Regions from separate parts of the Mus musculus genome. Here all the other regions are linked to region 1. Evidence: chromatin loops called from intact Hi-C (ENCODE). Cell type or tissue: left cerebral cortex. All regions are shown on one strand.

What was found. Hi-C counts contacts between places; a loop is a spot of excess contacts. Peaks named below come from ENCODE experiments on the same cell type or tissue, not always from the same donor. Only the 100,000 strongest peaks of a DNase experiment are listed, where the experiment ranks them.
Region 2: it touches region 1 in a loop (5-fold over the local background); 2 of 42 quality-filtered maps call a loop at or near these places.
Region 3: a loop joins it to region 1, with 3 times the contacts of the local background. A loop is called at or near these places in 2 of 42 quality-filtered maps.

Annotation. Positions count from the first base shown.
Region 1 is chr13:68,995,861-69,003,860 of GRCm38, reverse strand. Adcy2 (adenylate cyclase 2) reads left to right here and starts at 4,320. Exons shown (of 25, transcript NM_153534.2): 1 at 4,320-4,787. The coding sequence starts at 4,566. It overlaps Gm35161 (a long non-coding RNA gene), which reads right to left and starts at 4,316. Exons shown (of 5, transcript XR_873632.3): 1 at 3,196-4,316; 2 at 949-1,090. In left cerebral cortex, CTCF peaks have their summits at 1,493 (motif pointing left) and 4,192; DNase peaks (open chromatin) are centred at 5,574, 5,842, 6,226, 6,957 and 6 more places; H3K4me3 peaks cover 3,231 bases; H3K27ac peaks cover 4,605 bases.
Region 2 is chr13:68,810,974-68,818,973 of GRCm38, reverse strand. The region is part of intron 3 of Adcy2 (adenylate cyclase 2); the gene reads left to right. Among named protein-coding and RNA genes, the nearest start is that of Adcy2, 180 kb to the left of the region's middle. In left cerebral cortex, no CTCF peak of the experiment used is centred here; DNase peaks (open chromatin) are centred at 210, 2,232, 2,719 and 3,030; H3K27ac peaks cover 3,179 bases.
Region 3 is chr13:68,886,646-68,894,645 of GRCm38, reverse strand. It overlaps Adcy2 (adenylate cyclase 2), which reads left to right. Exons shown (of 25, transcript NM_153534.2): 3 at 6,526-6,687. Among named protein-coding and RNA genes, the nearest start is that of Adcy2, 110 kb to the left of the region's middle. In left cerebral cortex, no CTCF peak of the experiment used is centred here; DNase peaks (open chromatin) are centred at 3,751 and 4,482; H3K27ac peaks cover 2,452 bases.

The DNA.
Region 1 (8,000 bases):
TGGAGAGAAATACTCTTAAACAATGCCATAGCATTGTGTAGCACAGTGCTATAATCTCTCAGTATATTATACTTGAATCTTAGGATGTTTCTAGAATATTCCCTAACAATTTTTAATGTATTTAGTGCTCTAATTTGGAGGATCATACTCCCCACACATCCTTGCCAAGGCTCTGGTCTTGGTTCTCAGCGGGAGGCACTAGTAGGATCATGTGGGTCTATTTTAGTTGCTTTCTTCCTTGCTGCTACGAAATAACCAACAAAAGCAATGTAATGAAAGACGGTTTATTGTAGCACACAGTTCAAAGACAGAGTCTATCATGCAGTAGGAGCTCAGTGGCTGATTACATTGTATCCAGCCAGAAGCAGAGAGGTTAGTGATGGTTTCTCCTTTGTATTCTTCCCAGGACCTCAGCCCTTGAAATGATACTGTCCACTTAATAAACTCCACTAGAAACTCCCTTATAGTCAGACCTAGAGGTTTGTCTTGGGTGACTTTGGAATCTGTCAAATTGACAATCAATATTAAACATTAAAAAGCTCAAACTTTATCAGTGAATTCATTCCTTGATCTCTTTATCTTCATCCCCAAATCCATTCCCATCTCTCCACTCCTACCCGATCTCTCCACTTGTCTATCATTGTGAGCCACTTCCTTCTCCTCTCCTTTCTATTGAACCATGCACAGTGCTAAGTGACCGTGAACCAGATTTCTAAATTCATGCCCCTAAATCAATCCTTCCCTTAAAGATGTCTCAGTGATTTTTGCCACAGCAAAGAAAAGTGTCTGATTCAATAAAAATGTAAATGTTAGCTGAGAACATAAAACATATTCCACGGTGATAATGAAAATTTTGGCAGACCATTCATCCTTTTTATATGTGTATTTTAGTAACATACTTGCCAGAGAGAAAGATGAACACACAGGCAAGCACTACGCTCCTCTCACCTGTATTCCTGTGTTGGCTGGCACGTGTCCACCTCTGTCCTTGGTGTGCTTCCTGGCTTGCCTTTATTTAATCATTGTGGACTCTGTGGACATTGGGAGGAGTATGACAACACCCTTATTGACTGAACTAATCCAACTGGATCTGAAACAGGAACGAAGAGATGGGTTCATTTAAAGTAAAACTCACTTGTGCGTAAACCTGCCCTGCAGTGTGATAACTTTGTTTTCAGTCAATGAGATGGGGCATAGGGTATGGGAGGTCTGATCAGGAGGCATGGGCAGAGTCTTGCACAGAAAAAACTTGCCTGCAGCCAGACAATTCAGAGGCTCCAGTTACAGGCGAAGATAGGAAACCTTTTGGATACAACTTGCTAGGAGAACTGGCTTTCTAATTTGTAGAACCATCTACAGTGTGCAAGGCTCCTTTTTGAAAACTATTAAGAATTCAAAGTGAAGGTAACAAAACCTTGCACCAAGTACTTAAGCCCCTCCCCAGAGAGCCTGCCTGCTGCTTCTCCCTAGCAAGATAGAAGGGTGCCCTCTAGCGTTGCAGGAAAGATGACGTTTTCAAATGTTCTTTTCCTCCCACAGGCCTAGTTAGAGCCTCCATAGTTGATTTCTTTGTGCATTTTGTCACAAATTGATGCAGGGTACATTTATGGGCAAGCCCCCTTGCTCCATATGCCTTACTGCTTTGCAGCAGTGCTGACACCTGAAGGCGCAGAGATGAGCTAGAGGACTCCTTAGGGTCCCTTTATTGTCACAAGCCTATATTTCATGTCTTGGCTTTCTACTAAAGGTTATTTCTCATTTTGTCTCACACCGCTTAGGGGTTATCTTTCCTCTTCTTTTGCCTCCCTTTCAAAAATAAGAACTGTTGCAAACTTTGTAAAAGATTCTTGGTCCCATGGATACCAAAACACTGACAGAATAACAATCATTTTAAATAGTTCACTTTTTTTCTTTTTAGTATTGCATGTGAAACATTGACAGAGGCTCTCATAAAAAATAAACACCCCAAACGAAACAGAACAACAAGTCCTGATGCGACCACAGAGGAGGCAGACACCACCTTAACTGCCATGGTGCTTCCTTCCAAAGACTGGTGTGTGGTGACTCCATTGAGGGAGAGGGAGAGCAAAGCAGAGAGGAACACTGGGTTTTATTCCTGGTTGCTTCCATGGGTCTCTGTCTTTCTAAGGACACAGGGAACACCTCCAATGGCCCCAGGCTGTCTATACTCCCCCCCCCCATCAGCATTTAGTGCATGTATGGTAGGCACAAAATAAATATTTGTTTAATTAAATGGAAGAGTGGGACACTAAACACCCCCTAAAGGCACATGCAGGGTCTTTCCAGTTAGATTTTTGTCTTTATTTCACTTTTACAAAATATTTTAAGATTACTTTAACAAAATCTCTTGAGCTGCAGTTTCTTACCACATATGTCATGGATGGACAACGGATGTTAAAATACATTTTTCTTTTCTGCTAGAGAAAAGAAAGTACTTAAGCATTGCTGTTCCCTCATAGGTCTTACACTTCCCCACCCTTTATACTTAGATCACTGATTGTCTTTTCTTCCTTCTCGTGTGGGTGAAGGAGAATGCTTCTTAGTGCTAGCAGTGAGGAAATGGGAGCTGGAGAGGAGGTGAGTAACAGAACTTCCCTAGCAGGGAGGGACTGGAAATGCACAATTCTGCCTAACCTAGACAGTCCTGCACATAGAATCTGCACAGCCTACTTAGCCATGTTTCCTGCGAGTGGATCAGCCCTGGCTATTTATAAGTTCTATTCATTAGTGCTATTTGTTGTTGAGGCTTGCTTTCGGGATGTCTAAACACCTATACAACCTTAAAATTTATGGTTGCTGGTTCAGAAGAAAGGGCCCAGTCAATCAGAGGGTTTGAGCCTGCAGGAGAAGTTGAGGCTCCATAGAAATGTCTGGTAAAGGGTGAGGTTTTGTTTATCAGAGGTCAAGCAGGGCAGGGAGGCTCCATGACAAGCTTGGTTTCACTATTAGGGATCCATCGTGATTTCCTCCAGGACTGGGTGAGGAAAGCTGGGATGTCCTGGATTTCAAGTCAACTCTCCCATTAACTCCATCCTTGCCCTCTATCGAGGTTGAGAACACAGCTGTGTCTTCACTCTCTGGGTCCAAAAATAAAATCCCTGGAAATCCCTGGGTCTGAGACTCTGTGCATGGCCTAGGTCCAGCATTTGAGAGTCACACAGTTATTCAGCTTACCTGTTCATGCTGGCTGGCTTGCAACTCAGGTAGGCAGGCTGCTGTCAGGGAACATGCAAAGGTCTAAGGCAGTTCCGGGCTGACAGAGAATGTGGAATAGCTCTTGAGGCGGTGTTGTGTTTTGGACTCCTTAGAAAATGATTTGGGGGAGAAAAATGGCTTGTGGGTTCTTTGGATGGAAGGACAGGAAAATAGGAACCTTCTAGAAGCAGTCTTTTGAAGGTCAGTGGTTAGTCCTGTCATCTAGAAAGAACAAAGGTTGAGGTCACAACCACGAAATGCCTGCCCAGCCTGTCCACGAGGATCTAGCTAGGTCTGTCATGCTTCGTGCATTTGGTCCCCGAGAGTGTCAAGCGGCATGGGATGAGTGATTCCCAAGCCAACCTTGCCCACAGAGGATGATTCTCATTCCTTGCTCCAACTTCTGTGCCATCCCTGTCTGACTGAAAGGGTTCTGGGGAGATCTGCGATGCCAAACACAGAGGTCCATAGGGTACTTCTAAGGCGCGGAGAGCAAAGGCAGAGAAAAGGAGAGGCCCGCTGCCTGAGGACCACAGGTGTCTCCAGTCACTGTGTAATTGAGTTCGTGGGGGCCATTCTTTCAAAAGGACTCCCACAAGTCCTGGAGGGTCCTAACTCCTGCTCTGTACTGGGAGTCAAATTACAATAGAGAAAGTGAGAAAGAAGCCACATTTTGCTAAGTAGGCATACTAAAGAGGGGTGGTCAGGGATATGGGACCCCCTCTCCAGGCTGGGGGGTATTAAAGCATGGCAGCCTTTTACACTGCTGCCTTGTGAGATCATGGAGAGGCAGTGGGGACTCTGGCAGTCAGGTGGGAGACTCCAGGAGCCCAACAGTAGCCCTCAGGCTGTTCTCTGCTGTAGTGGAGAACAAGGCTGAAGCCCCAATCTGCCTGGCTGGAGTCCAAAAGCGAGAGGAGGAGGCGCCCCACTGTGCAGCCTGCGACAGGCTGGAGGGCAAGGACTCGGTCTGAAGCTTTCTCTGGAGCCCAGCCTGGCCGTCGGGGGGCGGTGGTGGGCGCGGGCCGGCGCCGCCCCTGCGCGGAGGCCGGTGCGCTGCGCGCGGGGTGGGGCGAGGCGGGCCGAGGGGCCGGGTGGCTCCCGCCCTCGCGAGCGGTGGTGGCGGCGGCGGCGCCCGGGAGCTGCCCTGAGGCCGCCCCCGGCCCCCGCCCGCGCGTCAGCGCGCCCAGCCCGGGGCTCCGAGCTCCGCCCGCGCCCGAGGCCCCTGAGCACAGCTCCGGGCGGGCAGCCGGCGGGTCGCGAAGCGCGGGGGCGGCAGGCGGTAGGTGACCACAGAGCGGCGCTGCCCGGGCAGGGCGCGCACAGCGGGCGCCCCGCGAGCCGCCCCGATGTGGCAGGAGGCGATGCGGCGGCGCCGCTACCTGCGGGACCGCGCCGAGGCGGCGGCAGCAGCGGCGGCGGGCGGCGGCGAGGGGCTGCAGCGGTCCCGGGACTGGCTCTACGAGTCCTACTACTGCATGAGCCAGCAGCACCCTCTCATCGTCTTCCTGCTGCTCATCGTCATGGGCGCCTGCCTCGCCCTGCTCGCCGTCTTCTTCGCGCTCGGGCTGGTGAGTGGCCTCCCCGTGGCTCCGAGGGGACCGCGCAGGCGACCGTGTCCCGCCCCAGGCTGCTCCTCACCCCTGTGCCCTGCCCGAGGCCGGCCTGGCTAGGGCGAGAGCTGTGGACAGAGGAAAAGTTTCCTTGGAAGGCTTTGCCCAAAATAAAGTTGCCAGGGCTTGCTCCAGGTGGACGGGCAGGGCGTGTGGGTTCAGCATCTCTGCGCCCCGTGGCCAACTCTGCGCTTTCTCCCGGCGCCGCTGCCCGCAGCAGAGGCAGTCCTCAGGCTTCCTTGGCGCGCTAGCTGCCTCCCATCCCTGTCCGCGGAACGCCCCCGGCTCTCCTCTCTGAGTTTGGTCTGGGCATCATTTAACTCTTAAAAAACAAGGTGCTTTGGGAAAGCAGTTCATGACAGCGAAAATGAAAACCAGATAATGTTGTGCATCTTGGCTTTTGAATCTTTTCGTGTTTAGCCATGTAGAGAGAAAGTGATGGAGTGTTGAGCAGATGCCCAAGCCTCATCTCCAGAGACTATAAGTGAGCTAAAAATGGAAGGGACCCTCGCTGCTTTCCCCTTTTTAGAGAAGTGCAGGACTCGATCATGGTTCCCTGCTGATGGTTAAAGCATGTTTTCACGGCTAGAAGCATTAACGCAGCTCAATAGCTGATGTCAGTTTTTCTGGTTCATAATTTTCAGTCAGGAATCTCAGGCTGGCTCCCTGGAGCCCTGTAAGGAAATCTGTAGATGGCGGTAACTTCCTCTTAGCGCTCCCTTCTCTTCAGTGTGGTTCAAACTTTTCCCCCTGACCATGATTTGCCTGTGCAGACTGTCTTGTCCGAGGCCTGGATCAGCTCGTGAGTTGTGTGGTTAGAGGATAATGCGGGATGTTTCTGCTGAACGGTGTTCCCAGAGCTTAGAATGTAAAGACATGCCTGTTTTCACCAGTCTCAAGCAGATTCAGCTCACGCTGCCTCAAGGACACAGAAACTCTGTTAGGTATTTGACAATTCGTTTTATATATCCGAACCATATGGCGCTCACATTATGAATCGGGAGGAAAAAGTTTCAGTCACGGTACAATTTTTTAAATGTCCCCCACGAGCGTGGGTCCTGTTTTCTGATTGAGTTCCATGAGGTAAGGAAAGATAATCCAACGTGGCAGACTATGACGTCACTGGCCCTCTCCAGTAGCAGGCCAAGCAGGGAGCTCCTTTGATCCTGGTAGCCTAGGTGTGAGAAGACGACAGCCCCACCCCTGCCGCACTTGCTTGTCCCTACTTATAAGACCAAAAAGAACTTAAAGAGAGATTTGGGGAAGGGGGGCGGGATCACGGGCGGGGCCAACAGTCTTTAAAGACCTCACCTCACTTTCACATTGCTGGCAAGAAAACATCACAGTTGTCCTTTGGAAACGTGTTCCTCCTAAGTGTTTCTGTTTGTGAGTAATTCAAATCCTTCTGGCTGGTTCCTTCCTAAACGGAGAGGAGCAGGTGATGGCCTATTTATAGTGCCATTAGTCTAGGGAGACAAGTGCGAAGTTCGTGTTCCCCAGGCACACTACTTTGTTTTCCAGGTTAGAACGCTCCAACTTCAACCACGTTGAATTAGGTACTCTTGAATGGGTCCGTGAGAAATTCATGCCAGGAGAACTTAAGGGACTTAAGGCTCCCTTTTCTAAGTTGCCTTTGTTCTTCCCATTTGTCCCTAAAGAGTCTCTTTTATGTTCTGTTTTGCTTAGTTGAAATGTTGGAAAGATAGCCTTTAAAAAGTCTTTGAAACCTTCATAGATAAATACCATATACAATGTATTTAATCACATCCGACTTCACTCCACTCCCTCAATCTCTCCAGAGTCTATCTCCCTCTCTTCTTTAATACCAAAAGACAAAGCAAAACAAAATAACAAAAACCTGGGGTCCATTTGTGCCGTCCATGTGTGCATAGCAGTGAGATTATACATTGGTGCATGGGAAACCACCCTTTCTTGCAGAAGCCATCAGCAGCCAACAGCTCTTCTGCTAGGGCTAGGGCCTCATGCCATTTTAAGGGGCATCATTGTATTTCCTTAGTATGCTCATCATTTCCACACCTGTCTTCATTCAGCTAAATCATTGTAACCAGAGTTGGTATTTCCTTAACTTGGCTGTCACCCAGAGCAAGATCCACACACGACATGAAATGGAGTCTGTTCCTCCATGCTCCTGGTTGGCTTCGTGCCCACTATGTAAATTTTCAGTGTAAACTGCAGACATGTTCCAGGGAGGATGCCTGGATCTAGTCCAAAGGTTACCTTCTGGTGAGGAACAGGGCTCCAGCGTTCTATGAAAGGAGAAAGGCCTGAGGGATGTGGGCACTGTCTTCCAATACCTCAACACAGGAGCAGAGACTGTGTGACCCCTAGGTTCACAAAGACTTATCTCTCTTTTGTTTCTTGAAAAATTGTAGGCAGTATCTCCACTTTCAAACAGGACCCCCCCCCACCCCGTCCAGATCTTCAAAGACAGTTAAGGTAGGAGCACCAGAGATGTGGTTAAGTTAGATGTGGTTGAGTTAGAGCCATGCTTATGTGGATGGAGATGCGGTCTTACTTCAGACTGAGCAGGCATTGACTTCTGAGGGGTCTCATCTTGGAGCACCCTCTGGAATAGCTAAACCCTCATGTGATTCAACAGTGAAATAGATCTAGGATTTTTTTTCTGCCTAAACTCTTGGATAGTTTCTTTCATTCCCATGCATCTGTCTGGTTTTGATTTCCGTCTCTCTTTCATGAGTTCTCACAGTGACAAAACGGGTGACAGTTTTCTTATACACAGCTCCTATCTTCTAGTAGATTTGGGTCACAAAATGATCCCAGGGTATTCCAAGTACATGGAAATCTTCCTGCTTTCTTTATGTGAGTTGGTCTTGGATTTATATTCAAAATGAAAAGGGTGGGGGACTAGGGATATAGCTTAGTAGGTGAAAGACTTGCGCAGCAAGGAAGCTCTGGGTGGTTCCAACCACAACACCATATTCAACAGTCATTGAGTTATATTCCTGGAATCCAGGGCTGCAGACATGAGGAAGAGTATCAGGAAATACAAGGTCATTCTCAGTGCACTGTGAGTCCCAGGTTAGTGTGAGCTACAGGAAGCCTTGTATCAAGGTATAAATGAAAGTAAATAAAGAGGGAAAATAATCATGTCTTTTGATTTAGTATTGTCTTAATTGACACTTAAACTTT
Region 2 (8,000 bases), 180 kb after region 1:
CTTTTGGCCGTGTTGTAGAATATCTTACAGAGCCACTGGGTAGAGAATTGTGCCAGGTAGCTGGTCACAAGTGAGTTATGAGAGGAAGCCGTGTCTAGGACTGAAGCACAGATTTGTGGGGCATTTTACTAATAGCATTGTGTCGACCATACTTGCCAACACAATCACTTAGCTGGAATTCTAAAGGAGTAAAGCAAATCTAAGAAGCCAGAGTGTGGAGGTGGGAACAGAAGAGCCCCAGGAATGCTCAATGAAAGCTGACAATAATGTACGACACAGGAAAATGCCAGGAGGCAGGCTGGAAGCTTGCAGAGCCTGACAGGTGTGGAGGCTGGATCATGTACATGTACCAGGGTGAATTTGGGGGAAGCATTCAGCAATTTGAGATTGTCAAGATAGAACCTCTCATATGCTCAGGAGTCCAGCTGTAGTTGGGGTGGACATTACCAATTTAGCAGATGGCCAAGAACTGGGAGTCATCAGGTTACAGATCTTGAGATCTCTTAGAATGAGAGATAAAGCTGGGTTCCAGAGAGGGCTCCAAGACAGGTCCTGATGTTCACAGTTATGCTGAGAGCTGCCCATCTCTGCTCTGGAGCCCAGTGGTCTGATCTTTGCTTAGGACCCGGTCCTTCACAAATAGCTCCTACTGGCTTCTTTTTGACAGTAATTTTTAGACCAGTTTAATTTTTTTTTTGACAGAATCAAAGGTTTTCTTTTAAATGAACAGAGGAAAAACCATGGAAGACATTCAGGTAAGGCCAAGTCAGTAAGGACATCTGCATCTTAGACCTCTGTAATATGCAAAGATCAGATATTGGGACATTTGAAAAGTCTGGCTGCAAGCCTTATATCAGAAGGCAATCTCTGCACATTCTAATAGTCACTGGTCCCAAACTCCAAACTTGAGTCACACTTGCGCTTGAGAAACAAGGCTTTCTACTTAGAGAAAAGCCTTCATTTGGTGAATATGGCAACCAGTGTCATGATAAACAACACACACTCACACACCCATGCATATGCATGGATACATAAACACACATGTGCACACATGCACAAACACACATGTGCACACAGTGCACAGACACATATACACTCATATGCACATGCACAATCACACATGTGCACATTCACACAAACACACATGCACAAACACATATGCGCACAAATATGCACACACTCCCATATCAGTCATTCCTGTCACATCCAGACCACTTGTTTGTCTTTCATCTGTTTGAGATCCTTTCCTCTTCTTCCTTTTCATCTTCAGATTCTCTGCCTTGATCATAGGACAGCATCAGGACACCGTGCTGCAAATTTGGTGGCAAAGGCAGGTTTTTTTTCTCACAAGACAAGGTCAATGTGTAGTTAGTGAGACCTTTCCTCCAGAGACCGAAGCATAGGCCCTTATTTTACCTTCTGTGGGTTCTAGTAACTTCTTGTACTCCTTAGCTCATGGATGCCTCACAGTAGTCTAGACCTCATCTCAACTTGGGTTTTCCTCTCTGTCATCTCTCCTCATGTGGCTTGAGGAGACTCTCATCCGTGATAATATAATATTAAACTCTTAAGTTTTATCACACCTTTTGTGCCATAGTCACTGTCATGGGCTTCCAGTGGGTGGAAGAGTCACCACTGAGTAGCAACAGGCAATGATAGGGTGCTTCCAACATTCCTAGTAGACACAATCTTACATCAAAGTCCACAACCCTTTGGTCTTCACTATCTTAAGATATTCTGAGCACAGGACAAATAGTCTTCCCCAGAGAAGAGCACAAGGATTGGTTATCCAGTACCAAATGGTCCAGTCCTGAAAACATATATACATATAGCATTATACAGACGGGGCAGGTTGTATTTATGTATTTAGGGGCATATATGCATATACATATATGTATGTAACAATAATTCATGGGAAAAAATAGGTCATGAATTGGAAAGAGAACAAGGAGGGGTGTATTGGAGGGTTTGAAGAGAGAAAAGGGAAGAGAGAAACAGTGTGATTATAGAACAGTCTCATAAAGTTAAAATAAATACTGGTAAATAGAGAAGATGCACATCAGGTACCAGGCGGGTACACCCACACTGAACTCAATCCAGATCCCCCATCGGAGCTTGCAACCCATAATTATATAAAATGCTCCTTGAAGGAGGGGTGTATTTTTTTTTGATTGTCTAGCTCTTTGGTTTCATTTGGTCTGGTTTGGACTCTGATGGAGTTGAAGCCAGCACCTCCCACATAGTAGCCAAGTAGTGAACGTGGTGTATCCACGGCCACCTTTGGATATATTTTTAGAGTGTACCAAGTGGTCATTTCTTGAATGTCTTCTTCATTTCATCGCCTTTATTTCTCATCCTTCAGCCCTTCGGGCACTGAGCCAATTCACAGTGTCCCTTTTGTGCTTCTCTCTATAACTACCTTCATAAGGTCCCTTTTAGTTGGTCTTATGATACAATGGTAGACATCTACCATATAAATCTATCTTGGTATTTCTGCCTCTAGATGAAGGGTGACTTTTTTTATTGTTCTGAATTTCTTTTCTTATTGGTTTGCCAGACTATTTAAGGTACACCATATACATTGCTTTTATATGTGGTCTCAACTTGTTCATTTAATTTACAAACACTCTCAGAAAAGCTGCATGGAGCTCCCGCTATGACACAGGCAAGGCTGTTTGCTGAGTCACCTGGGCTTCCCAAATATGAGTCAGCCTTAAATTTGGCTGGGAGAAAGAGAAAGCCAAAATACAGAAGCTTGAACAAATGGGAATCAGTTGCTTTGCATAAAAACATTCAGAAGAATGGATCCTGCCCATGGTCCAATGTGTTAGTGATGTTGGGGTTGGTTCCTCCAGGGGTCTACTCGCTTTCCACACAGTTGTGAGAGACTACTGCAGATCCAACCACTTCATCTGGTAAAATACCAAGCAGAGGGAGCAGGAAGTTAGATGCATCCCAAGAACTGCACCTGCTGTTCTTTCTCGGTAAATTAAGTTTCAAGAGAACCCTTCCTCCCACATACCACTCATCTGGCTTCTTGCCACATCCAATCACAGGAGAGCCTGAGGAGACAGACATATGGTGTTTTACCCTGCCTTGTCTTTGTGTGTATGTGTTGGGGGTAGTGCAAGCACCCACAGACACAGGGGTAGGAAAGTCTTGACTAACAGACCAGACCAGCTGTTTCTAGATCTTAGTGCACGGGGTCTCATCTGCTGCAATGAAAATAGCTATTAGCTTAGTAGGCAGTCATTAACTCTAAAGTAGATAAGCCATGGAACTGGAGTTTCTCCCCATTTAAATACAGGGGTGAGCTTTCTGGAATGCAATGCTGTGGGCACAGAACCCCACTGCTGTCATCCTAAGACTGCGGTCAACCTTAGAGAGAGAGCTGTTAATTAGATGGGGAGACACGTTATTTTGGAGGGGATGCTAGCAGATGTTTTGATGCCAGATTTGATGCAGCATGAAGGAAACCTCTTGCTGAGGGCCTGGGTGGGATACAGACACTGGCCTGTGCCTCCCTTGGAGGGGAGACTCACTCGATGTTCTCAGTATGTTCCTTTGGGTCTCCAACCAATGGAATGTGGTAGTGGAAATGGAGCAGAAACACGAAAAATTATACAAACAATATTTCATCTCTGTTATTAGTACAAAAATTGGTTTATGAAAACAAATTATTTATGAAAGACAATTTGATATTTAAATGTGGACTTGGCTCATGATCGTATACATGGAGCACTGGTTGTAAGCTGGGTTCTTTCTGGGTACATTCTTGCAGGCTCTGGAGTACGGTCCTTCTTACTGATTTTAAATTTATTACAGTTGCTCACCCAGACTAGCCAGTTCAGAACACTGGGATGCTGCAACAGAAGAACACAGGAGTGATAGATAATTTCAGATGGCTGGCATAGTATCCAGTTTTAATGTGATAGTCTCTGTTTCCTTAGAAAACTATTGTATATTGGCTCTGTGCCTAGAGGCACAATTTATCTGTACACAGAAGTATATAGCTCATCATCTGAGAGGGCACATTTCAAAGCATCCTTTCGTAGGTCATAAGGAAACAAGTCCTCCCAGGAATCTAGGCCTTAGCGTTATACTCTGTTTACTGACTTCCTTCCCTAGACACCGAGTCTACCCATTGCCATGGTCCTCTGAAATGCCCCCTACACAGCATAGTGACATGAGAGAGCTGGCCTTGGCTCACTCTTATCAAACCCATTCTGCCTTTCCCCTCCTTCCTGGAGGTGCCTAATCCTTTTCACAGGTGCTCTCTTCTCTCAACAGTCAATACAGAACACCCCATTCCCCCAAGTGAGTGGAAGGATATCGTTTCTTCTGCTTAAAGCATTCATCCAGGCCTCACATTTCATGTTTGGATAATGAAGCACTGTGTGTCCTCATTAGCATTCTCCATTATTCCATCCATGATGAAAACTTCTCAGCTCTTCTCTCCACACGGACTGTTGCTCGGCTCTGAAAGTGCTAAAGCTGACTCCTCTGCTTTGTACCTGACGTTACGTTTCTCCATTGGTCCTGCACAGCATAGTCCCATGGAGATAATTATGTTAAAGATCAATTAACTGAACCTCCTGGAGTGGATTCCAGGCATGCACCTGTCTTTTCTGTGTGCAAGGTGCCTGTGTGGCACACCCAAATTCGAATCCTAGTGCCCCGACACTTGTCAGGAAATGATCCAGGGAAGCTTCACTTTGTCTTTCCAATCACTTCCCTGAGGCAGAAGATGCATTTGCACAGCATTTTCTCTTGACAGCCTTCCCCAAAACACTGCAGAAGTATATAGCTTTGCAGATACTGCTGCCCTGAATGTTTAACTGTGACATTCTCAATAGGGTCCCTATAACCAGAAACCATAGAGTCACATACTGACTTGAGCATGATTTGTTTTATCAGATAAGAATGAGGCATCTGTTCCAATGGGCATACTTAAATATACACCAATGGACTCATGAGCAAGTTATCCTTCATTTAAGAAATAATGTCATCAGGCAGAAGACAGGCCTGGTAGGGAAGCCTATTGACACAGAGCCTTCATCTACCTAGGACCCTGTGTTCCTCTGCTGGACATCAGCTTCAAACCTCAGGAGGTTTGAAGTAGGATTCTTGGAATAATTCAAGCTACAAGACACACATTGCCGACTGGCTCTTTAAAGAGGTAGGCGAAGGTGAACATTAACGTAGTGATTTGTCACAAGAATTGAAGATTTCAAGGAGAGCAGAGAGTTGTACAGTGCCACCTCTTACCTTCTCTTTTTGGAGCAAGAAGCCACTTATGTGGAGTTCACCCGTGAGTGTGCTGTTAACACAGCTGGAGTTCTGAGCCCTGTGCTAATGTTGCATTTCAGTCTGGGAAGTTGCTCACTGGCAAAATGCTGGCCTGGCACTCTTGAGGCCATAGATATAACCCCCAACACCACCTCCAAGAAAATAGCCATGTTTCTGCATCTTTGGGCATTGCCATTCTCCTAGGTGCTTAAAAACATTTCCCTAAGCTGCTCTTATAAAACCAAAACACCAGAAGTACATTGCATCCTGTATATGCCATGAATGTACATGTAGAAACTTAACCCCTTATCAAGAACCAGGATCTGACTGTCAGACTGCATGGTTACCATAAAGAATGCACTATTTGAGACATGGAACCCAAAGGTTTTTATTATAACTAAGCTAGCAGTTCTCAACCTATGAGTCATGGTACCTTTAGGGATCAAGTAACCCTTTCACAGGGGTTGGATATCAGATATCCTTCATACCAGGAATTTATATTAAGATTCATAACAGTAGCAATATTCCAGTTACAAAGTAGCAAAGAAATAACTTCATGGCTGGGAATCACCATAGTATGAAGAACTGTATTAAAGAGTCACAGTGTCAGCCAGGTTGAGAACCACTGGCTTACAGAGGGCATCCATGGAGAGGGGCATGTCAACCAAGTACTAAGACAGCCAACCAAACACCCTCTCCTCAATTTTTTTTTTTTGGATGTTCTAGTGTCCCGAGCAGATGTCAGGCCTGGATGGGTTTCACTTCCTTTTAGAGAATGAAATGTGTATCTGTATCCTCATCAGGCTCAATCTTAATGGACAACTTCATGTCCAAAGTCATCATGGCTTTTTCAAGGTGGCACCTGCACGCGTTATAGGAAGGGACAGTGCATACACATAAAGGCATCACTGTGATATCAAATATAATGTAAAGCATCTGTGAGGCCTCCTCAGTAAATGTGAAAGGGGCTACTGTCAGGATCCATCTAGAATAGGTCAAAAGCATATAAGTGACCTTTCAGAAGATGGCCCATATCATTTCATGGACTGCTATGGGTAAACTCTAAAAGGCAAGGCCCAAAGAGACTTCATCTCAGAATCACTTCTTGCAGCTGTTATGCCTTTCCTGTCATTATTAAAATAGTATAATAATTCCTGGGCATCATCTCACCATGCTGGGCAGATTTTCTGCCGATGAGTGAAGATGTACTTAATCTCTTGTAGCAATGCTATGTAGACAAATTGATAATTTCATAATTCCTAATAATGATTCTATAGAACTCATAAATTTATATAAGTAATTTTGAGCCCTCTACAATATGAATTATGGCTTTATAAACCTTCATGTGTCACAGGCTAATTGCACTAGGATATAAAGCAGGCTTGGAACAAATTTATGACCAGGGAAAACATTCCTTCTAGGTTAACAGTGAAAGCATTGTCTGATAACTATAGGTCATAAACTGGGAATGGACAATTTACTGTAGATGCAAGGACAAAAGATAAAATATTGACTGTATTTATGTATTTAAAACACCAAAACTAATGAGACATTAGGCAGATAATTTGCCTCTTGACAAAGCCATCGTAACTTATGACATAAGAATTACTGTTTTAAACTTTTAATGAACTTGTGAAGCTAGTGACAGATAATGAATGTTTAATTAGATAATTATTCTTAATGGAATCTCATGTAAACATTCCTGCTGAAACTTATGAGATTTACAATGAACTTATGCAATGTAGAGATGCCTGAAAATCATGTGATCTCTTTTCCTGGGAAAGTATAAAAACTAAGAACAATGGCAATAAGCAAATGGGCTTTTTTATACAAGGGTGGTTTTTTTTTTTCATTCAGCAATAAAAAGGTAGAGAAGCTTTTGCTTTCTCTGAGCAATAAAGGCTGGAGCTTATTTTTCATCTAGAATGAGTGAAGATTTTTTTCTGTGTTGGTGCTTGCTTAGTAGAACTTATTTATGGGGGCTTTTGCTCCATCCACCAAATATGTGTGTGTGTGTGTGTGTGTGTGTGCATGTGTAAGTATAGGTGTGTGTATATAAGTGTGCATGAATACCTATGGAGTAGATGAGACAGTTGGTTGGGCCTGACAAGAATATGTGTGTGTGTGTTTAAGTGTGTGTGTGTGTGTATGTATGTATGTGTGTGCGCGCATCTTTGCTTGGGAACAAGTTTTTCTTTCTAAACGCATGACTTTCTTTGCATGGTTCACAAGGAATTAATAGCTCCAACCCTCCCTCTTGCCTGCCCAGGGAGAGGCAAGTCTCCTGGGTAAGAGAGAAGAGAGCCATAAAGATAAATCTCCTCCTGCTAGACAGCACATGTTCATCACCAGAGATCAGTGCTTGTTCAAGCACAAAGAATTATAAAGTAAGAGTCAAGTTTCTTACAAGGTCAGAGATCATCAGCCTTTTGGCCTTCATCCAATGCCAAAGCCATTCCCCAAAAGCCAGAGCAGTCCTCCAGCAGGGAACAATGGAGTGATTTACTTAGGAGAAAAAAATCACATTTTCATATAAGTCTAAGAGAGCTGAATATTATATAATTTTGTTTACATAAGATTGTATGTAATCTGTATTTTAAACAGTCCTTGATACATCTTGGGTTTCCAGTAGCATTTATTTCCATTTCAGTGGGTGCAACAAACTTTATTGATGGTATTCAAGGGAATAGGGAGGGCTCCCTAGGCCCCTC
Region 3 (8,000 bases), 110 kb after region 1:
CAACCCTAAGATTCCACCTCACACCAGTCAGAATGTCTAAGATCAAAAATTCAGGTGACAGCAGATGCTGGCGAGGATGTGGAGAAAGAGGAACACTCCTCCATTGTTGGTGGGATTGCAGGCTTGTACAACCACTCTGGAAATCCGTCTGGCGGTTCCTCAGAAAATTGGACATAGTACTACCGGAGGATCCAGCAATACCTCTCCTGGGCATATATCCAGAAGATGCCCCAACTGGTAAGAAGGACACATGTTCCACTATGTTCATAGCAGCATTATTTATAATAGCCAGAAGCTGGAAAGAACCCAGATGCCCCTCAACAGAGGAATGGATACAGAAAATGTGGTACATCTACACAATGGAGTACTACTCAGCTATTAAAAAGAATGAATTTATGAAATTCCTAGCCAAATGGATGGACCTGGAGGGCATCATCCTGAGTGAGGTAACACATTCACAAAGGAACTCACACAATATGTACTCACTGATAAGTGGATATTAGCCCAAAACCTAGGATACCCAAGATATAAGATACAATTTCCTAAACACATGAAACTCAAGAAAAATGAAGACTGAAGTGTGGACACTATGCCCCTCCTTAGAAGTGGGAACAAAACACCCTTGGAAGGAGTTACAGAGACAAAGTTTGGAGCTGAGATTAAAGGGTGGACCATGTAGAGACTGCCTTATCCAGGGATCCACCCCATAATCAGCATCCAAACGCTGACACCATTGCATACACTAGCAAGATTTTATCGAAAGGACCCAGATGTAGCTGTCTCTTGTGAGACTATGCCGGGGCCTAGCAAACACAGAAGTGGATGCCCACAGTCAGCTAATGGATGGATCACAGGGCTCCCAATGGAGGAGCTAGAGAAAGTACCCAAGGAGCTAAAGGGATCTGCAACCCTATAGGTGGATCAACATTATGAACTAACCAGTACCCCGGAGCTCTTGACTCTAGCTGCATATGTATCAAAAGATGGCCTAGTCGGCCATCACTGGAAAGAGAGGCCCATTGGACACACAAACTTTATATGCCCCAGAACAGGGGAACGCCAGGGCCAAAAAGGGGGAGTGGGCGGGTAGGGGAGTAGGGGTGGGTGGGTATGGGGGACTTTTGGTATAGCATTGGAAATGTAAATGAGCTAAATACCTAATAAAAAATGGAAAGAAAAAAAATAAAAGTATTACAAAGATGCAAAGAGAAGATGCCAGGTAAAGACACCCACAGATAGCAGGAGAGATACCCTGGAATAATGCCACTGAGACTAGAATGGCATGTCTTCTAGCAAGTGAATGCCCAAGTCGTCCAGTGCTGGAAGAGTTCGAAGAGCATATACTTAGCAGCTCTTCCCATAATCTCCCTGGAAGAACCCAGCCCTGCTGGCACCTACATTTTAAACTTTTTGATTTTCAACAATAAGAGTAACTTTTTTTGTTGACATTTTGAGTCACTGAACATGTGGTAATTTGTTTTGACAGATAAAAGAAGCTGACACACTTAGCATATGACTCTAAGTAGTTAAGTCAATGATGCTTCTAGTTTTCCAAGTCTAGATCTCTCCAGACTGGCAAGAGTCAGTCTTAATCCACAGAAAGAAGAGTTAGCTCCTTCTGCTCAGATAGACAGGGTGACGCCCCTATCACTCCTACCTTTTCAAAATTCCTTTTTGCAAGCTTGTATTGCTAGGAGCACAAAGCACTGGGCAGAATAAGGGTTTTTTTTGTTTTGTTTTTTGTTTGTTTGTTTGTTTGTTTGCCTCCTTAGCTGGTATATCCTAAAGCAACATGTTTCCTCATGAACTTGAAAGTGACAATCCCTCTGGGCTGACTTCTGGAAACCCCAAAGTACATAGGCATCCCAAAAAGTCTCAACTGTCAGGCTGACTGCACAAAGCCTGTGCCATTTCTTCCCTTTTGTTGATTAACAGTAGTTTCATGACTGCAGTCCTGGGAAGTCTTTTATGTAGGATTCAGGGATTACAGGGATTGGATCAGAGAGAAGGTGCCATGGTAGGTACTGCAGCCTACATTCTCTGTGAGCAGGGGCTGCTCCCAGATTTACTGCAGCTGCCTGCTATGAGAATCTGGCCAGTGTCTGTCTAATAGAGAGCTGAAGGGTTTTGTTTTTTTGTTTTTTGTTTTTTTGTAATTGATTCATTAAATAGAAAAAATGTGAATTCAGAAATCAACATGTTTATAGTTAATGGTGAAGCTAATTATACCAAAGAGGACAGTGAACTGTTTAGAAATGCATTTTGTGAGGTGCTTTTGAGGAAGATGAGCTTGTGTCACACTAACACATATAATAGACATTTTGTAAAGACAACAAAATTTACGAAGCAGTTCCCACATCGGGTGCAGCCCTGAACACTGCAGTCTTGGCTCTTAGTAAATCAAGGTGTGCTGTTAAAGTACCAGTATCCTTCACTGTGTAAGGGGGGGCATTAATCTATAAATAGGAACTATAAACATGATGAGTGAAGTTGGTGAGAAGCACTAGATGTGTCATGTCTTGCAGAGTTCTTAGGGCAGACCAGAGAAGGCCATCATCTAAGAAAGAAAAGCCATAGATCTCTACACTCAGAAGCACAAGCTTTGCAGTATTATCTGGATAAGGGAAAATAGAATTTTGAAGCAAGGTCGATCAGAGGACACATATTAAAATCAGTTCATGGGTACTTGCCTTGCTAGGAATGATCAGCACTCAGGGAAAGCATATGCCATAAGTGAACTAGTCGTGAACTAGTGAAATCAATATATTCACATCTATAGATTTGTGCCACAAAATATTTGTTTTAAAAAGCAAACTGATCATATAAAAGTAATCCACTTTTATAAATATAACGTTAATGGGACAGAGGAGGGATATGTAGCTTTGGTATGGATTTAGACCAGCTGAGCTCTGCTTATTGACTTGGGAGATAATACTACAAATACGAATCAGGTGTTTGCATAACTACAGTCATCTGAGACCTTCTATCCTCACTTCCTGATATATACTAGAGGAGTTCCAACACTGTCATTTTATGACTGCCAGGGAGAAAAGGTGACAAGATATATCATGCACCATTTATTTTTTCTACTCTAAGAGGACACACTAGTTGTGTTTATGCTTCATAGACACTTATGAAACTTCCCCTAACCGAGAAGAAAATGGTGACAGGAAGTTGAACTGGTTGTCTTGAAACATGGAGACAGGAATTGAGTGGATACAAACAAGAAAGGATTCACTGAGCTGTCAGAGGTCAGAAGAGGGAGAGAGTGTGTTATATAAGCTATATTCTTGCCAGGTGGAAAGGCCCTGAGACAGTGTCATGGATGTCAGGCAGAACAACAGACAGATACCAGGAATGTACACAGGAAGTTCAAAGCCAGAAGAGAACATGGCTAAGGATAAGCTTTGGTGGTATGTGCCTTTGTGATTGGAAACTGGGCCATCACCAGATAAAGTGAGGTGGGTACAAAAGGAACAGGTCAGTGAGCAGAGAGAAAAGCTCTGAGAGCTAGAGAGGAGTGGAAATCGAAAGTCAGGAAGATGTGTGTGTCTTGCAGAGGTTCAGTGAGAACGAGTACTTGTGGCCCCTTTACTGGCATGAACATGGCCACTTCAGATACTCTGCCACCTGCCTTTCCTGCAGTCTTGAGAACAGTGATCTTGCTTTGATTTTGAGGCTCTTGTCCCACACAGAGAGAAAAGTACAGCTAAGAGGAATCTCATGTCCCCATGGTAACATGGAAACCCTAGAGACTGCAAGAGAAGTTTCTGGAGCATTTTGCCCAACATGTTTTTAGATGTGCCAGAGCCATTTACATACAGTGCTCTTTGGAGTTAGAAACTAGACCTAATGATCTGAAAACCTATTGAGATTAATAAGGTGTAAAGGCCATTCCTCCGAGAAGCCTTAAACTTGACTTCCATTGGCCAAGTCACACTGGTGGGTGACACAGGGGTCTTTGCCTGAGCTCTTGAAGCACCAATGCTGGAACCCTGGGCTTGATTTGTTGCAATTGCTTACCTCAACTTTGGAAACGTAATCGTGCTAGGTTAGCCCTCAGTAAATGCTTGCAAAGGTTAGTAACTGACTTGAAACAATGTGATTGGTTCCCTGAACATTTTCTTCATATACTGGCCTCAGGGAGGCTTCCTGAGGGAGGCAATCCTGTTCTGTCTGGACAGATCATTGCTCACTGCATAAAGTGCCCCTGAAAGCAGTGCTGGGTCTCATCCACACACAGAACAGGAAAAACGGAATGTGTGTCATGCTGACTGCTAGTGCTCTGCCGAGAGCAACATCTCCATAGTCTTTTATTTTGAAGAGGCAAAAGAAAAAAACATGTTTGCTAGAAAAAGTATGGCTATGTTAATCTGCTCACCCACATTTTTTATCCTGACAGCCCATATAAATATAGCTTGAAGGGGAGGAAGCGGGGGCTTGAAGCAGATGGCCCACACCAAACTCAGGCTTCCCGAGGACTTCTGGTCACTTTGCCCACCCACGATGGCTTTCTCCTTGGCTGTCATTCCACGATGACAGAACTTGCAGCAAATAGAGAAGATGTTTAGAGCCCATTTCATTGTCTCTTCAGAGTGGGGCTGGGTAGGAAGGGTGGCCCTTCTCTCAGCCATGAAGACAGCTGGCATGCATGGCAGACTCATCCCCTCAGTTGTAACGGCTCAGAGCTGTGATCGAGCCTTCGCTCCTCATTCTGTAGGAGATGCTGCCCCCTCAGAGGAACCCATGCTTTTTTTTTTGAGGAATGAATGGATGTCCTTCTTAGAATGTCCTGAAGAAAATAAAAGGACACGTTTTAGGAATTCAGTTATTTTTAGGCTGTAAACGTCTTGTTTTCTGTGTAGTCTTGCAAGTGTGATGGTAATACAAAGACAGCTTGCAAAGTGCCATCCTGGAACCATAGCATGGAGGTAGACAAGACCTTTATGTTGTAAATGTGCAGAATGGGCAAGAGAAGATGAAGCCCACCACTCTCTGGGCTGCATTGTCCTGAGTCTGTGGTCACCAGAGCCTGGTGGTCATTCACACTTGGACACTCAAAGAAAACACACACCATAACAGTTGTGGTGATCTGGCCATGCCCACACAGCTGACCAGGTCTCTGTGTCCTCTTCTCATGGTGTATATGACTGTAGTCACATGCCTTTCTCTCCCCTGAGGCCTATGACCTCAGGCTCTCTTGCTATAGTTACCACATGCTTATATTCTCTCTCTTGCTCCTCTGTCTCTGGCTCATTTGCAATGAAAAAAAATGCTCTCATTTTATTACCTAGTAAGCATTTTCATTTCCATTCTCAAAATTTCTCTGAGTGGTTTCATATTGATTTTTATAAAAGTGAAATTCATAAAATATAAGTTAGCCATTTTACAGTGAAGAATACAGAGACATTCAGTACATTCTCAGTATTGGGCAATGGACATCTCTGTCCAACTCAAATGCCTTCCCATCACCCAAGGGAAGTCTACAATTGCTGTGCGATCTCTGTGCTTCTACTGCCCCACAGGCCTGCTCACAGACCTTGCCAACCAGGTCATCAGCATCTGCTTCCTGTCTCTGGATTTACTAACTACACATGGTCTATATAAAGCGAATCTTACAATGTGGAGCCTTTGAGGCTCTTCCACATTGTATCATATACCAAAGCTTTAATCCACGTTATTCGTGAATCACATTCTGGTGTGCAGATATGACAGGTGATATCCACCCACTGCTGGGTATCTGTGTTCTCATCTTTTAACTGATATGCAAATCCTATGATTAAAATGTACATGCATATATTTAAAATATCATTCTAAGGAGTGGAACCATAGGATCAGAGGGTCATTCTATGTTTAATCTCTTTGCCAGGGAGCACTAACCTGTTCCACTACAGCGGGACCATCTGCACCCAAGCACCTTTGGTAACTCAGAAGCAATGACTCCAAGCCTCAGGGATGCGAGACCGGCTTTGCTCTTTCACACAAGCGCCCCCAAGCTCAGTCTCATGTATGCGGTAGTTTGTTTGCTAAAATTTGAAGTCCCACACAAGAAACCGTTTCCCCATCACAATGGCAAGCTAGTTTTTTCTCCCCTCCCCCTTTTAATCTGTGTATATGCATATCTGTGCATGTGCTACAACAAATATGGCGGAAAGAGAACAATCTCAGGTGTTGGTTTTCTCCTTCCGCCCTGACACAGGGTTTGAGCATTTGTTTCAATGACCCTCGTGAGTCTAGCTGCCCTGCAAGCTCTTGGATATCTTCTATGTGTCCGCTTCCTATCTTTCCACAGGACTCTGTGACTACCACACCCAGATTTACGTGGTTCCAGGGATTCAGCCTTGGGTCCTCGCATTTCCACCGCCAATGCTTCCTGCACTAGGCTTGTTATAATTCAGTGTATTTGTTTGACTCTATATTGTGATGATGTCGTTTCTCAAATGAGGGTGTTGTCGTCTTCGGCCTCCTTTAATGATAACTGAACCCGGGATTTTCTGATGCTTCATTGTTTTCTTCCCTCCACAGGTGTCATTCTTCCTCTTCATCATCTTCGTGGTGTACACCATGCTTCCCTTCAACATGAGGGATGCCATCATCGCCAGCGTCCTCACCTCTTCATCTCATACGATAGTGCTGAGTGTCTACCTGTCTGCAACACCAGGGGCCAAGGAGCACCTGTTCTGGCAGGTGAGTACCCTTCCTCGTGGGAGCCACTGGCCTTTCAGAGCTCTTCCTAGCATCGGTCGGAGCTGCCAGGGTGGATTTGTTGGCTGCTCCTTGACATGGTCTGCAAGGGCTGCTGAGCCTTGTCCTCCTCCACCAGGGTCATTAGTCACTTAGCCATTAGCAGCAATTAGAAAATGTTCACAGAATAATTGTGTGTGTGTGTGTGTGTATGTATATGTATATATGCATATATGTGTGTGTGTGAGTGTATACACACCATTTTGCTGATTGCTGAGTAGTGATATAATTTTGGAAGCAAAGGTATACATTGGAATCTTATTATAGATTATAATTTTTAGGACTCTTACTTTTAGTATGAGACATCATATAATTAGAAGCATAAATCACCCCCAACATCTCTCTTTACAGAGTATTGGGGGGAAAAACACTTCAATTTCTCAGTCTTCTGCCAGATCTATGAGCATTAAAAAGCAGAGTTTTTAAAATGCTACAGCGGCAAATTTGTGCTTTGCTCATAAGTGATATTTCAAGAAGCTGTTCTATTTAATTAGTTAAAAGCATTTTAAAAGCTATTTGATTCCCTTTACGTGTATCCATAAACACGAGAGTTGGCGATTTGGAGTTCTTCCTAACAGTGTCCTTTTTTATGAGAAAAAAAAATGTATGTTTTATTTTGCTGTCTTGGGGTAGTCACAACAAATATCTCCACAGTATAAAATGTACTAGGTATACAAGTTTCAGTGTGATGAGCACTGTGCCCATAGATGGGGTCATTTAATTCTGGGGCGTGATGGAATTGAACCAGAGCCTTGGAATGCTGTGTATTCCTCTTATTGCTGAGCTGCATCCTGACTTAAAAAAAAAAAAAAGGGAGTTTGAGATATAACCAATGTGACGTCTGTGGAGGGAGAGAAACTGGGTAGGTGTTCATGGGGTGAATACATATGACTAACTTCTTGGTAGTCAGGAAGAAGAGACGCTGAAGAAGGGTCTGGGGGACAAGTATATCTTCAAATACATGCCCTCACGCCCACTGTGACCTGCTAACTCTGAGAAGCCACACTCCCTAACAGCCCATCCACCCTTGAACCAATCCGTGGTTTAATCTATTCATGAAGTTAGAGTGCTCTTTACCCATTCACCTGTGCTCTGCTGTTTTGAAACCCATCCTTCAATACAAGAGCCTTTGAGGTCATTATGAAACTCAAGGTATAATAGCATCCTCTGTCCGCAGTGAGAGCAAAGGTGATAGTCTCCAGCTTTACGCTGTGTACTGGATCTGTACCACCTGACGAATGGAGGCCAGCCAGCAC